Regions from separate parts of the Homo sapiens genome. Here region 2 is linked to region 1. A link is a loop called in an ENCODE intact Hi-C map of the cell type or tissue named here. Cell type or tissue: PC-3. All regions are shown on one strand. Each heading gives the region's core, and the rest is flanking DNA. Links, peaks and the distances in the headings are about the cores only.

Region 1 (6,605 bases), core at 1,949-4,448:
GGGAAAGATGAGAGCATAGGGTTCCGGGGCATGCCTGCCTTGGCTGCAGGAGGGTGGCTTGGTAAAGGGACAGCAGAGATGAAAAGGTGAGAAGGTGAGAGCCTTGGACTTGAGTCTGATAGCTGTAGGATCTTTGTGGGAGTGGGTCAACACACGAGTCATACTTCTATAAGAGGAGTCAGGTCTGCTGAGCAGCAGAATACCCACAGGGAAGACTCAGAGATGGAGAAACAGGGAAAGGCGACAGTCCCAGCATCCCTGACTGCCCATCTGCTGGAAGCACCTGTGGTAACAGTCATGGGGCAGAGGAGGTGTTTGTTCCTCAGTGCTTTTTCCTAGGCTTATATTAACACATATTTTGGTATTAAAATACAAAATAATAAATTACATGTTTCTTGCCTTCTTTTTTTCTTCCCATTTAACCACCTGGATCTTTCCCTGGAGTGTATATGTCTCTACTTCCTTCTTGCAATTGGTACAAATCCATTGCACAGGGGGTGCCTTTGTCATTTCCGGGGTGTTGCCCTGTCTATTGCCGCTGTGAACATCCTCGTGCATCTCCCATAGGACCAGAGATCGCTCCCTACCTCCCTCTGGCAGGACTTGCTGGGTCAGAGGACCTGAGCTTTACATTTAAAGAGAAGCTGCCACATTGACTTGGCTTTTCTCATGAGGTGATTGATATATTCCCATTTCTCCTCCAGACAGTAGCATTTCTGTGGCAGGGATGTGTTCAGACTTCAGACTTCGCTTCTTTCTTTGCATCCTTCCTGACTTAGGTTTTGTATTCTCCTAGTTAAACAGGAAAAAAAAAAAAAAAAACGAAAAACCCAGACCTTAGATGTATTTAGAAGGAAGAGCAAAAGTTTCCCTTCATACCTTTCCTTCCACTCCTTTTTCTTTTCTCTTTTTTTTGAGACGGAGTCTCGCTCTGTTGCCCAGGCTGGAGTGCAATGGCACTACCTCGGCTCACTGCAACCTCCGCCTCCTGGGTTCAAGCCATTCTCCTGCCTCAGCCTCTGGAGTAGCTGGGATTACGGGCGTGCGCCACCACACCTGATTGATTTTTGTTTTTGTTTTTTGAGATGGAGTCTCGCTCTGTTGCCCAGGCTGGAGTGCAGTGGCGTGATGTTGGCTCGCTGCAACCTCCACCTTCTGGGTTCAAGCAATTCTCCTTCCTCAGCCTCCTGAGTAGCTGGGACTACAGGTGTCCCCCACCATGTCCGGCCCATTTTTTGTATTTTTAGTAGAGACGAGGTTTCACTGTGTTAGCTAGGATGGTTTCAATCTCCTGACCTCGTGATCTGCCTGTCTTGGCCTCCCAAAATGTTGGGATTACAGGCGTGAGCCACCGTGCCCAGCCCTGACTGATTTTTGTGTTTGTAGTAGAGACAGCGTTTAGCTATGTTGGCCAGGCTGGTCCTGAACTCCTGACCTCAGGTGATCCGCCTGCCTCGGCTTCCCAAAGTTCTGGGATTACAGGCGTGAGCCACCGTGCCCAGCCTCCTTCCACTCCTAACTGCCCTCTTAACAACTGCTGTCCATAATGGTACCACGTGGCTATTTCAATCAGTTAAGTGAATGAAATAAAAAATTTTAAAAACTTTTATTTTAGGTTCAGGGCTACGTACCTGAGGTTACATCAGTAAACTCATGTCACCGGGGTTTGCTGTACCCAGGTATTAAGCCCAGTGCCCAACAGTTATCTTTTCTGCTCTTCTCCCTCCTCCCACCCTCTACCTGCAGATAGACCCCCAGTGTCTCTTCTTCCCTTCTTTGTGCCTGTAAGTTCTTATCACTTAGCTCCTACTTATAAGTGAGAACACGTGGTATTTGGCTTTCTTTTCCTGTGTTAATGTGCTGAGGATAATAGCCTCCAGCTCAATCCATGTCCTGCAAAAGACACAATCTTGTTCTTTTTTATGGCTGCGTAGTATTCCATGTGCATATGTACTACATTTTCTTTATCCAGTCTGTCTTTGATGGGCATTTAGGTTGATTCCATGTCTTTGCTTTGTGAATAGTGCTGTAGTGAACATTTGTGTGCGTGTGTCTTTATGGTAGAATGATGTATATTCCTTTGGGTATTGAAATAAACTTTAAATGTCACATTTTGGGTACTCAGCAGCCACATGTGGCTGCTGGCTACTGTGCTGGATGATGGTGCAGTATAGAATGATTCCATCATCACAGAAGCCTAGTGGGCAGAGCTGCTCCAGAGCAGGGCTCTCCACCGCAGGACTATTGACATTTGGGGCCAGATTACACTCTCTGGTGGGGGGTCTCCTGGGCATTGTAGGATGTTTAGCAGTATCCCTGGCTTCTACCCACTACGTGCCAGTAGTGCCCTACTTCCCTGTAGTAGTGACAATCAAACACATCCCTAGACATTGCCAAATGTCTGCAGGGGGCAAAATCCCCCCGCCCTGCTATTGAGAACCACTGCTGTTGACTAATTCATAACGGCTTTTAATTTTTTTCCTTTTTTTTTTTTGAGACAGAATCTCACTCTGGCTGGAGTGCAGTGGCAGAATATTGGCTCACTATAACTTCTTCCTCCTGGGTTCAAGCGATTCTCCTGCCTCAGTCTCCCCAATAGCTGGGACTACAGGCACCCGCCACCATGCCCAGCTAATTTTTTTTTTTTTTTTTTTTAGACGGAGTCTCGCTCTGTCACCCAGGCTGGAGTGCAGTGGCATGATCTTGGCTCAGTGCAGCCTCTGCCTCTCGGGTTCAAGCAATTCTCCTGCCTCAGCCTCCCCAGTAGCTGGGACTACAGCCACACCTGGCTAAATTTTGTATTTTTAGTAGAGACGGCAGGGTTTCACCATGTTGGCCAGAATGGTCTTGATCTCCTGACCTCTTGATCCACCCGCCTTGGCCTCCCAAAGTGCTGGGATTACAGGAGTCAGCCACTGCACCCGGCCCATGCCCAGCTAATTTTTATATTTTTAGTAGAGACAAGGTTTCGTCATGTTGGCCAGGCTGGTCTCGAACTCCTGACCTCAAGTGATTCTCCCGCCTCGGCCTCCCAAAGTACTGGGATTACAGGCATGAGCCACCATATCTGGCTACTTTTAATTTTTCTTCATGTTCTTCTTGGATCTGCCCAGCGTCAATGCTGAGACTGTTCTTTCCTGGACCCTGTAACTTCCTGGAAGGTTGGTGTGTCATGCAGACAATTCAGCAAATATTTGCGCAGTGCTAACTGATTATAGGGGAACTCCCAGCAGAGATGATGGTTTCTGTGGAGGCCAACTCCTTGTTACATTAGTTACCTTTTTCAGAAACATTGTTCCCTTGGCTCTGCTCCTCTAATATTTGCTTTTGCATTTCAGCCAGATTGTATGAAACCATTGCACATCTGGTTAGCAGACTATCTGCTGTTAAAACCTTTATTTGTCTTAAAGTCAAATCCTAAGAAAATCAATTTTGGTTTTCCTTTATATAAATGGTCTAGGCTGGGCGCGGTGGCTCATGCTTGTAATCCACTTTGGAAGACTGAGGCAGGTGTATCACCTGAGGTCAGGCGTTTGAAACTAGCCTGGCCAACATGGTGAAACCCCATCTCTACTAAAAATACAAAAATTAGCCGGCTGTGGTGGTGCAGGCCTGTAGTCCCAGCTACTCAGGAGGCTGACATGGGAGGATCACTTGAGCCTGGGAGGCGGAGGTTACAGTGAACCGAGATTGGGCCACTGCATTCCAGCCTGGGTGACAGAGTGAGACCCTGTCTCAAAAACAAACAAACAAAAAATAAATAAAATAATAAATAAATGGTCTAAGCAGGAAGCAGTGTAAACGAAGTTATTTATAAACTTACACTTTAACCTAGTTGAATGGCTGTTATCAATGGGTGAGAAAGTTATTTCATATTTTCCTTTTTCATCTGGAAAAATAACTTTTTTTTTTTTGAGATGGAGTCTTACTCTGTCACCAAGGCTGGAGTGCAGTGCCAGAATCTCGGCTTACTGCAACCTCCACCTCCAGGGTTCAAGCGATTCTCCTGTTTCAGCTTCCTGAGTAGCTGGGACTACAGGTGTTTGCCACTGCATCCAGCTAATTTTTGTATTTTTAGTAGAGACAGGGTTTCACCATGTTGGCCAGGATGGTCTCGATCTCTTGACCTCGTGATCCGCCCGCCTCAGCCTCCCAAAGTGCTGGGATTATAGGCGTGACGACCGTGCCCGGCCTAATTTCTTACTCTTAAAGGATTTGGGCTGGGCACGGTGGCTCATGCCTATAATCCCAGCACTTTGGGAGGCTGAGGCGGGCGAATCACGAGGTCAGTAGTTCAAGACCAGACCAGCCTGACCAATATGGTGAAACCCCGTCTCTACTAAAAATACAAAAATTAGCCTGGCGTGGTGGTGCACGCCTGTAATCCCAGCTACTCGGGAGGTCGAGGGAGTAGAATCGCTTGAATCCGGGAGGCAGAGGTTGCAGTGAGCCGAGATCCCGCCACTGCACTCCAGCCTGGGTGACAGAGTGAGACTCCGTCTCAAAAAAAAAAAAAAAAAAAAATCAGTTTCGGTCTTGCAGCCCATCTCCCCAGCCTGTCTGGAATGTGGGATGGAAGTTTATTTGTCATGGCAGTGTCAGACGGTCCAGTTTCAGTTTGGTGTTAAGGAACAACAGCAGCACCCACAACACCAACGTGACAGCTGCCACAACACAGCTTTGGGCCACTGCTCCTCTGGAACCCTGGGGCACCAGGGAGCTGAAGTCCATGCATGCAACACGCAGGGTGTGGCTGCAGCTTCCCCAGGAAGAGAACTGCATGTATAAATCCACTCCTCAGTAGGGAGGCTGGCTGTCACTTCTCTTGTTTGGACAGATGTGGGGGAATTTGGTCACTTGTAGTAAGTTTGCCACCAAGCTCAAGGTTTCTACCGTGGGACAACAGTTCCAAAATGCTGGGCAGGCAATGGTTCTGGGTGCTGCAGTGATAAATTTAAGGAATTCATGGGCAGGAACTGACTCACATTGAGACATTTAGCAAGACGCTTATTTATTTTTCAGTTTCCCTTCAGTATTTACAGCCCTGTCAGGGCCTACTTTTTAACACCAAACACTTGCTAACTTCTCAGCAATAAAGAAAGGAGGGGCCAGGTGCGGCGGCTCATGCCTCTAATCCCAGCACTTTGGGAGGCCGAGGCGGCTGGATCACTTTAGGTCAGGTGTTTGAGACCAGCCTGGCCAACATGGTGAAACGCCGTCTCTACTAAAAATACAAAAGTTAGCTGGGCGTGGTGGTGCACACCTGTAATCCCAGCTGCTTGGGTGGCTGAGGCACAAGAATTGCTTGAACCCAGGAGGCGGAGGTTGCAGTGAGCTGAGATCGCGCCACTGCACTCCAGCCTGGGCGACAGCAAGACTGCGTCTCAAAAAAAGAAAAAAAAAAGTAAAGGAGGAGGAGCAACAGCAGGGTAGGCTTCTGGCTCAGAGGCACTGCCAGCTGCAGCAGCCAGCTGGAGTGGAGTAACACACTTTGCTTTTCATTGTGCTGGTTTTGTTATTTATCTTCTGTTTATGGCAAGTGATACTGGTTTCTAGTTATGGTAATGGCATGAAGTTATCTTTTTTTTTTTTTTTTGAGACAGTGTTTTGCTCTGTCCCCTAGACTGCAGTACAGTGGCATGATCAGGGCTCACTGCAGCCTCGACTTCCCGGGCTCAAGCAATCCTTCGTCCTTAGCCCCCCAAGTAGCTGAGACTATAGGCATGTCCACCATGCCTGGCTAATTATTTTTGAATTTTAGTAGAGATGAGGTCTCACCGTGTTGCTCGGGCTGGTCTCCAACTCCTGAACTCAAGCTGTTTTCCTGCCTCGGCCTCTCAAAGTGTTGGGATGACAGGTGTGAGCCATGCCTGGCCAGAGGCTATCATTTAAAATACATTTATGTAAATGGAGTGAATCCATTTTAAACAAATAGTTTATATATAAAACCTAGAGCAGGAGTTCTCAACTGGGCACAAGTGGCGTTTTGGGCTGGATACTTCTCTGTTGTGGAGGTTGTCTGTGCATTGTAAGGTGTCTCGCAGCATCCTTGGCTGCCTCCATCCACTAGATGAGAGTAGCATCTTGGAGTTGTGACAGACAACAGTGTTTCCAGATATTGCCAGATACCCACCCTGGGGGTGCAAAATTGCCTGTAGTTGAGAACCACTGATGTAAGGTGATCAAATTTAGACAAAATTGTGTAGGTAGAAGCTAGAGGTATTTGGAGATCATAGAAATCCCATGTGTGTATGAAAATGGCTGAAGTTTGGGAAACTCTGTTCAGGCGAGTTTCCCTCCATTGTGAGGTCCACTTCCTTTTTTATTTTTATTTTTATTTTTTGAGACGGAGTTTTGCTCTTATTGTCCAGGCTAGAGTGCAATGGTGTGATCTCGGCTCACTGCAACCTCAGCCTCCCAGGTTCAAGCGATTGTCCTGTGTCAGCCCCCTGAGTAGCTGAGATTACAGGCATGCGCCACCACGCCTGGCTAATTTTGTATTTTTAGTAGAGATGGGGTTTCTCCATGTTGGTCAGATGGTCTCGATCCCCTGACCTCGTGATCCGCCTGCCTCGGCCTCCCAAAGTACTGGGATTACAGGCGTG
Region 2 (6,605 bases), core at 2,703-5,202, 79 kb after region 1:
GACTCAATGGACGAAGTACAAAGCCACATTTTCAGCATTTACACCCAGGTAAAGCCTTCCATTTCAACACCCAAAACAATTCTTTGACTTTTTTTTTTTAACAGCTATATTGAGATGTAATTCACAATACCGTACAATTCACCCATTTCAAGAGTACAATTCATTGTTTTTTTTTAAGCATATTCAGAGTTGAGCAACTGTCACTGCAATCGATTTTATGTTTACCCCAAAAAGAAGCCCTCTACCCATCAGCAGTCACTCCCCAATACCTCCCTTCTATACCCATGACACCCACACTTCCTTTACACTTTGAATAAAATTGCATTTGGGGTCCTTCCCCATCTTCCCTATCTTCAGGGCTAATCTGCTCTGCTGAAGTGCTGATGGACATTAGGAAAAACCTGTGAGAAAATTATATGCCCAATAAATAGAACCAGAAGGAACCTGCTGGTTGATTATACTTCAAGTTTACGACCACGTTGATGTTTTCCCTTTCCCTGGCTATGACCCGGAGCACCAATAACAAATGGTCTGCTTGTGAAATAATCATGACGTTACTGATTACCTTTAGTTTCTCATCTACATTCAACTCAACAATCACGAGGAAGAAATTAGTTCATCAGAGATAACTTGCAGTTTATCTGTTCCTACCTTTATTTTTCCTACCAAGTTTCCCAAAACCAGTCACTTTTCAGAGAAAGTATTACTGGCAAATATCCTAATATTCCTAAAGTGTTAGACCGGTGGGTCCCCATCTTGGCTGTGTGTCAGAATTGCTGGTGGAGTTTCAAAACAACACAGAACAAAAACGAGACATTTATTTGGGCTTGATACCCTGGAGATTCTTACTCATTAAGACTTAGGGCAGGGCGTGGCTTTGGGTTTTAAAAGTAAGACAAACACACCCCTTGCTAATTCTGAGGCACATCCAAGGCTGAGCCAGACCGCGTTAGACCAGCTCCATGTTGCAGCACTTGTTTGGAGATAACAAGAGAATAAGGAGGTCATATTTTGCTTAAATTCGTCGAAATAGAGAACATTCCCATAGTCAGAAGACCAGTAAGAAATATGAATGAATTATCTCTGTATACAGGTTAAAGGCAGAATCCCTGAATACTTCTTGATACGGTCATAACTGACATTTAATTTTCTGGAACATTTGTCAGTGGGCTGGATTTCCAGGCTGTCTCCTGAAAATGGCAGAGCAGGGGACAGTGTGACAGTGGGAGTGGATGTTAAGTTAGAACAGCTGACTTGACACAGTTCTTGTCATCATCTACAACCAGCAACAAAGCCCTTGTTGCTGTTCCAGGCTCCATGGGGAGGCGTCATGGCTGGTCTCCAAATGGATCCATGGACCTTTTTCAAAGATGTACTTTAGCACTATTAAGAAATCACGAGGAACTTCCCTGGACAGGGAGGATGAGCCGCACAGCCCCCGTTTCCTTTCTGTCTCTTTGACCGTCTTCCTCTGTGTGGTGATTTGGGGTTGGTGTCTCTGGGGCTCGGTGCTGGACTCTGTTATGTTGTTCCCCGGATGGCCCCTCACCCTGCTTCCATCGCTCTGTGGATGCTGATGGCTCTGTCTCCATCTCCATCTCTAGGCCTGACCTGGAGCTTTGGATTATAACGTAGCCGAATGTTTGGCATTGCTGCATGTGGCTCATAAGGATGCTGTACCTGGGACCCCTCCTGACTTTCTTCCCTCATCTCCTAAACCTATTCTCTCCCAGGGCTGCTTGTCTTAGTGCACACCACGCCCTCCATCCTGGTACCCTCGTCACCCCAGCTGACAGCCACTGCCCCTTCTCCAGTACCTGCTCCCACCCGATCACTAGATCACCCCTTCGGCCTTTTTTTTTTTTTTCCTTCTCCCTTTCTTCCCTTCCTTTCCTTACCCTCCCTCCCCTCCCCCAGCCCCTCGCCCACTCCCAGCCCTTCCGCCCCCCCCCCCCCCCACCTCCCTTCCTTCTTTTGTAACAGGGTCTCACTCTGTCACCCAGGCTGGAGTGCAGTGGTGCAATCACAGCTCACTGCAGCCTCAAACTTCTGGGCTCAAGCAATCCTCCCATCTCAGCCTCCCAAGTAGCTCGGACTACAAGTGTGCACTGGGTATGCACCACCACACCTGGCTAATTTGGTTTATTTTTTATAGAGACGAGGTCTCACTGTGTTGCCCAGGCTGGACTTGAACTCCTGGGCTCAAGTGATCGCCTCACCTCCCAAAGGCTTCCCAAAGTGTTGGGATTACAGGCATGATGCACTGCGCCCAGCCACCTTTGGCCTTTTGTCTTCATCCCTTCTCACTCACTCAGCAAGGTGACCCCCTTCCTCGCCTGTCTGCCGTGACCCCCTGCACAGTAGCTGCCCGGCTTTCCTTCTTGCTGTCCTCTCAGGAGCCTCTCGGTACCATCAGCTCTGTGGTGGAGTCTGAGACTTGCAGTGGGATCTAGCCTTGGTCTTCATCCCCTCCCCTTTCCCATGTTTCAGCCTTCCAGGCAGGGTGAGCTGCCTTATTTCTGTGTCTCAAATTAGACCCTTCCCTCGGAGCCACCAACCCCAAATGCCCACCAGGCTCCTTCTTGGGGGGCTCATTGATTGGATTGTCATGCATATCAGCACCCAGCTACATGTCTGTATCACTCGCAGCCCCTTCTCAGTCGTGTTGACTCTTGATGGTTATATTAGACAGCTTCACAGGTGGTGGTGTGTACATCCGGTGGGAGTTACACCCATGCCATGTTGCTGGTATTTTTAAGAGCTCCTGGTGTTTACGGAAGCCGTCCCCTCTCAGGATATTTGTGTATTTTAGCTTTTATGGTTCATTTTTGGCTTAGCACAGATAACACTCTTTGTAAAGTGTTGAAATTCAGAAAACCACACTTCTTACCGTGAACCTCACCTCATACTCCTTCCTTAGGGGAAGCTCATAAATCAGTTTGCCCATCCCGGCCTTGAGTCTGACACAGCTGTGTGTTGTGGGGTTAGGGTTAGCTGTGCGAGGCTGGGGTGAACTCACAATTCCAGTACAGATCTACCCAAGTGAGAGTGTGTGCATCTTTCTCTCGTGATGTCTAAACATCCTGGCATAAGCACAGGACCACGTGTGTGATGGGACATATGGAAGCTTTTGCATGCTTTTTTAAAACCAGTTTTATCGAGGGATGATTTACATACCTGAAAGTTCAGCCATGTTGAATACACAGTGTGGTGACTTTAGTAAATTTGCAGCTGTGGAACCATCCCAAATATGCACATCACCCCTGCTCCCACTGCAGTCACGCCTCCCACCTTAGAGCTTCGTAAGGGGTTCTTATACCAGTGGTTCTTTCTTCTTTTTCTTTCTTTCTTTTTTTTTTTTTTTTAAGACACAGTCTCACTCTGTTGCCCAGGCTGAGGTACAGGGGTGCGATCTCGGCTCACTGCAACCTCCACCTCCCGGGTTCAAGCAATTCTCTGCCTCAGCCTTCCTAGTAGCTGGGATTACAGGCACCTGCCACCACGCCCGGCTAATTTTTATATTTTTAGTAGAGACGGGGTTTCACCATGTTGGCCTGGCTGGTCTCAAACTCCTGACCTCAGGTGATCTGTCCGCCTTGGCTTCCCAAAGTGCTGGGATTACAGACGTGAGTCACCATGCCTGGCCCAGTGTTTCGTAAAGTACAGCCTTTGGAACCCCTGGGCTAGATCACTTGGGCCAGAGTCAGGAGCACAAGGAGTGGTGCCCAGACCTGCAGTTTTAACAGGTGAACCAGGTGTTTCCAGAGTACAGTAGCATTGGAGAACAGCTGCTGTGAAACTGAGGTTCATCCCTGTTCAGAGCATGGGTATCTAAACCTGTGGACTCCAAGGAAGAGTTTGCAAGATGACCCACTGGGGTACAGGAAGCGACTCTTTACATTTCAGTTCCATCTCCAAAATTAATGCAAAATTAAAATCTTACTAATACTATTGAGGTTGACCCAGGGGCCCTCACTCCATGTATCAGACAGGTACTTGTCAGGTCCGGTCCTTGAGGTGTCCTGCGGAAGGGGCTGGAATTCCACAGTTGTTTATTTTCCCAGTGTTGAAATGTAGGCCGCAGTTTATGAGTGTCCAGGTGACTTGTTCTAAGGATGTGGTTGAACTAAACTGGACTCATAAAGAGAGCAGGTGGTTTTAAAAGATTCCTGCAGGAAAGCTTCAGATTATTAATACAAGGCCAAGTAAACAGTAAGAAAATGGCCAACACATTAGGAGAGAAAACTATAACCAGCTAAGGACTTGTGATGGTTTTTCCCCTGGGTTATTCATTTACTGGTACTTTTTTTTTTTTTTTTTGAGACGAAGTCTCACTCTGTCGCCCCATCCTGGAGTGTAGTGGTGCTATCTTGGCTTACCACAAACTCTGCCTCCCGGGTTCAAGAGATTCTCCTGCCTCAGCCTCCCGAGTAGCTGGGATCACAGGCATGTGCCAACACACCTGGCTAATTTTTTTTTTGTATTTTTGGTAGAGACGGGGTTTCACCATGTTGGCCAGGCTGGCCTCGAACTCCTGATTTCAGATGATCTGCCTGCCTCGGCCTCCCAAAGTGCTGGGATTACAGGCTTGAACCACCACGCCTGGCAATTTACTAGTACTTTTAATGGAAAAAGGGGATACAATTTAAAAACCATAAAATTTGCTCTTTTAAGCATATGATTCTGTAGTTTTTAATATGTTCACAATACTGTGCAAACATTGGTACTGTCTAATTTTAGAACATTTTTATCAACCCTAAAAAGAAAGCCCACATCCCTTGAGTTCCCAAACCCCCCTGCTCTATCCCCCCAGCTGTCAGTCTACTTTCTGTCTCTGGATTTGCCTATTCTGAACATTGCCTATAAATAGAATCAAACAATATGTGACCTTTTGTGTCTGGCCGGTCTTCCGTTTAGCAGAGTATTTGCAAGGTTCTTCCGGTTGTAGCAGGTGTATGTACTTTATTCCTCTTTGTAGCTGAATAACAGGTATGATGATTTAAAATTTAAGTTTAGGCTGGGTGTGGTGGCTCACGCCTGTAATCCCAGCACTTTGGGAGGCCGAGGCGGGCAGATCACGAGATCAGGAGTTTGAGACCAGCCTGACCAACATGGTGAAACCCCGTCTCTACTAAAAATACAAAAAAAAAAAAAAAAATTAGCCGGGGGTGGTGGCGGGCACCTGTAATCCCAGCTACTCAGGAGGCTGAGGCAGAAGAATAGCTTGAACCCGGCAGGTGGAGGTTGAAGTGAGCTGAGATCGCGTCACTGCACTCCAACCTGGGTGACAGAGGGAGACTCCTCTCAAAAGGAAAAAAAAAAGAAATTTAAGTTTAAATCTATAATTCTCAGTGTTCCTTACCCCAAGTATATGTTATTTTGAGATATTAGCTAATTGTGTGAGAAATGCTATTTTTCATTTTGTTTTCTTATTTATTTTTATTTTTATTTTTTTGAGACAGAGTCTTATACTCTCTTACCCAGACTACGGTGCAGTGGTGCCATCACAGCTCACTGTAGCCTTGACCCCTCAGGCTCAGGTGATCTTCCCACCCCAGCCTCCCAAGTAGCTGGGACCACAGGCATGCGTCACCATACCTGGCTAATTTTTGTATTTTTTGTAGAGAGAGGGGGTGTTACCATTTGCCCAGGCTGGTCTCGAACTCCTGGGCTCCAGCAATTAGCCCACCTCAGCCTCTCAAAGTGCTGGGATTACAGGCATGAGCCACTGCAGCCAGCCCTGTTTTTCATTTTTATCATAGGATTTTAGAATTTTTTTTCTTGTTTTGTAATGTTCAGTAGTACAATACAATATTTATACAAAGATCAATATATATAGATGGAAGGTACTTGGAAAACTTTTCCTGCTGGGCGTGGTAGCTCATGCCTGTAATCCCAGCTACTCTGGAGGCTGAGGCAGGAGACTTGCTTGAACCCAGGAGGTAGAGGTTGCAGTGAGCTGAGATCATGCCACTGCACCCAGCCTGGATGACAGAGCAAGACAGTCTCAAACCATAATTGGGATTATTCCACATACTTTGGTCTGTGAACTGTCATTTTTCATTTACTGAGTTGTTTTTTTTATGAGCGTGTGAGTTTGTGATTTATTTTTCTACACACAACATATATACACAGGATGCACTCAGTTCATCAGTACTGACTGCCAGAGAGCGTTCTTCTTACTTTCTGCATCCACAGAAAACAGATACAAAGTTCAGTTTATGTTCTCTTGTTTTTTTTTTTTTTTTTCTGAGACGGAGTCTCGCTCTGTTTCCCAGGCTGGAGTGCAGTGGCGCGATCTCCGCTCACTGCAAGCTCCACCTCCCGGGTTCACGCCATTCTCTTGCCTCAGCCTCCCAAGTAGCTGGGATTACAGGCGCCTACCACCATGCCCAGCTAATTTTTTGTATTTTTGGTAGAGATGGGGTTTCACCATGTTAGCCAGGATGGTCTTGATCTCCTGACCTCGTGATCCGCCCGCCTCAGCCTCCCAAAGTGCTGGGATTACAGGTGTGAGCCACCGAGTTTACATTCTCTTGAGGAAGAATTTTTTTTGTCAGTGTGGTTTTCTCTGGGACATGGAGCCTACTTCATTTTTTACTCAT

What was found. A loop is a pair of places that touch in the nucleus more often than their neighbours do. Peaks named below come from ENCODE experiments on the same cell type or tissue, not always from the same donor. Only the 100,000 strongest peaks of a DNase experiment are listed, where the experiment ranks them.
Region 2: a loop joins it to region 1, with 8 times the contacts of the local background. A loop is called at or near these places in 5 of 110 quality-filtered maps.

What each region holds. Positions count from the first base shown.
Region 1 is chr20:51,741,316-51,747,920 of GRCh38, reverse strand. All of the region lies in intron 1 of ATP9A (ATPase phospholipid transporting 9A (putative)), which reads left to right. Among named protein-coding and RNA genes, the nearest start is that of ATP9A, 24 kb to the left of the region's middle. RefSeq lists a silencer at 4,637-4,931. In PC-3, for the core only: no CTCF peak of the experiment used is centred there; a DNase peak (open chromatin) is centred at 3,180; H3K27ac peaks cover 2,220 bases.
Region 2 is chr20:51,663,440-51,670,044 of GRCh38, reverse strand. It overlaps ATP9A (ATPase phospholipid transporting 9A (putative)), which reads left to right. Exons shown (of 28, transcript NM_006045.3): 13 at 1-48. Among named protein-coding and RNA genes, the nearest start is that of ATP9A, 100 kb to the left of the region's middle. In PC-3, for the core only: no CTCF peak of the experiment used is centred there; DNase peaks (open chromatin) are centred at 3,724 and 4,074; H3K27ac peaks cover 2,486 bases.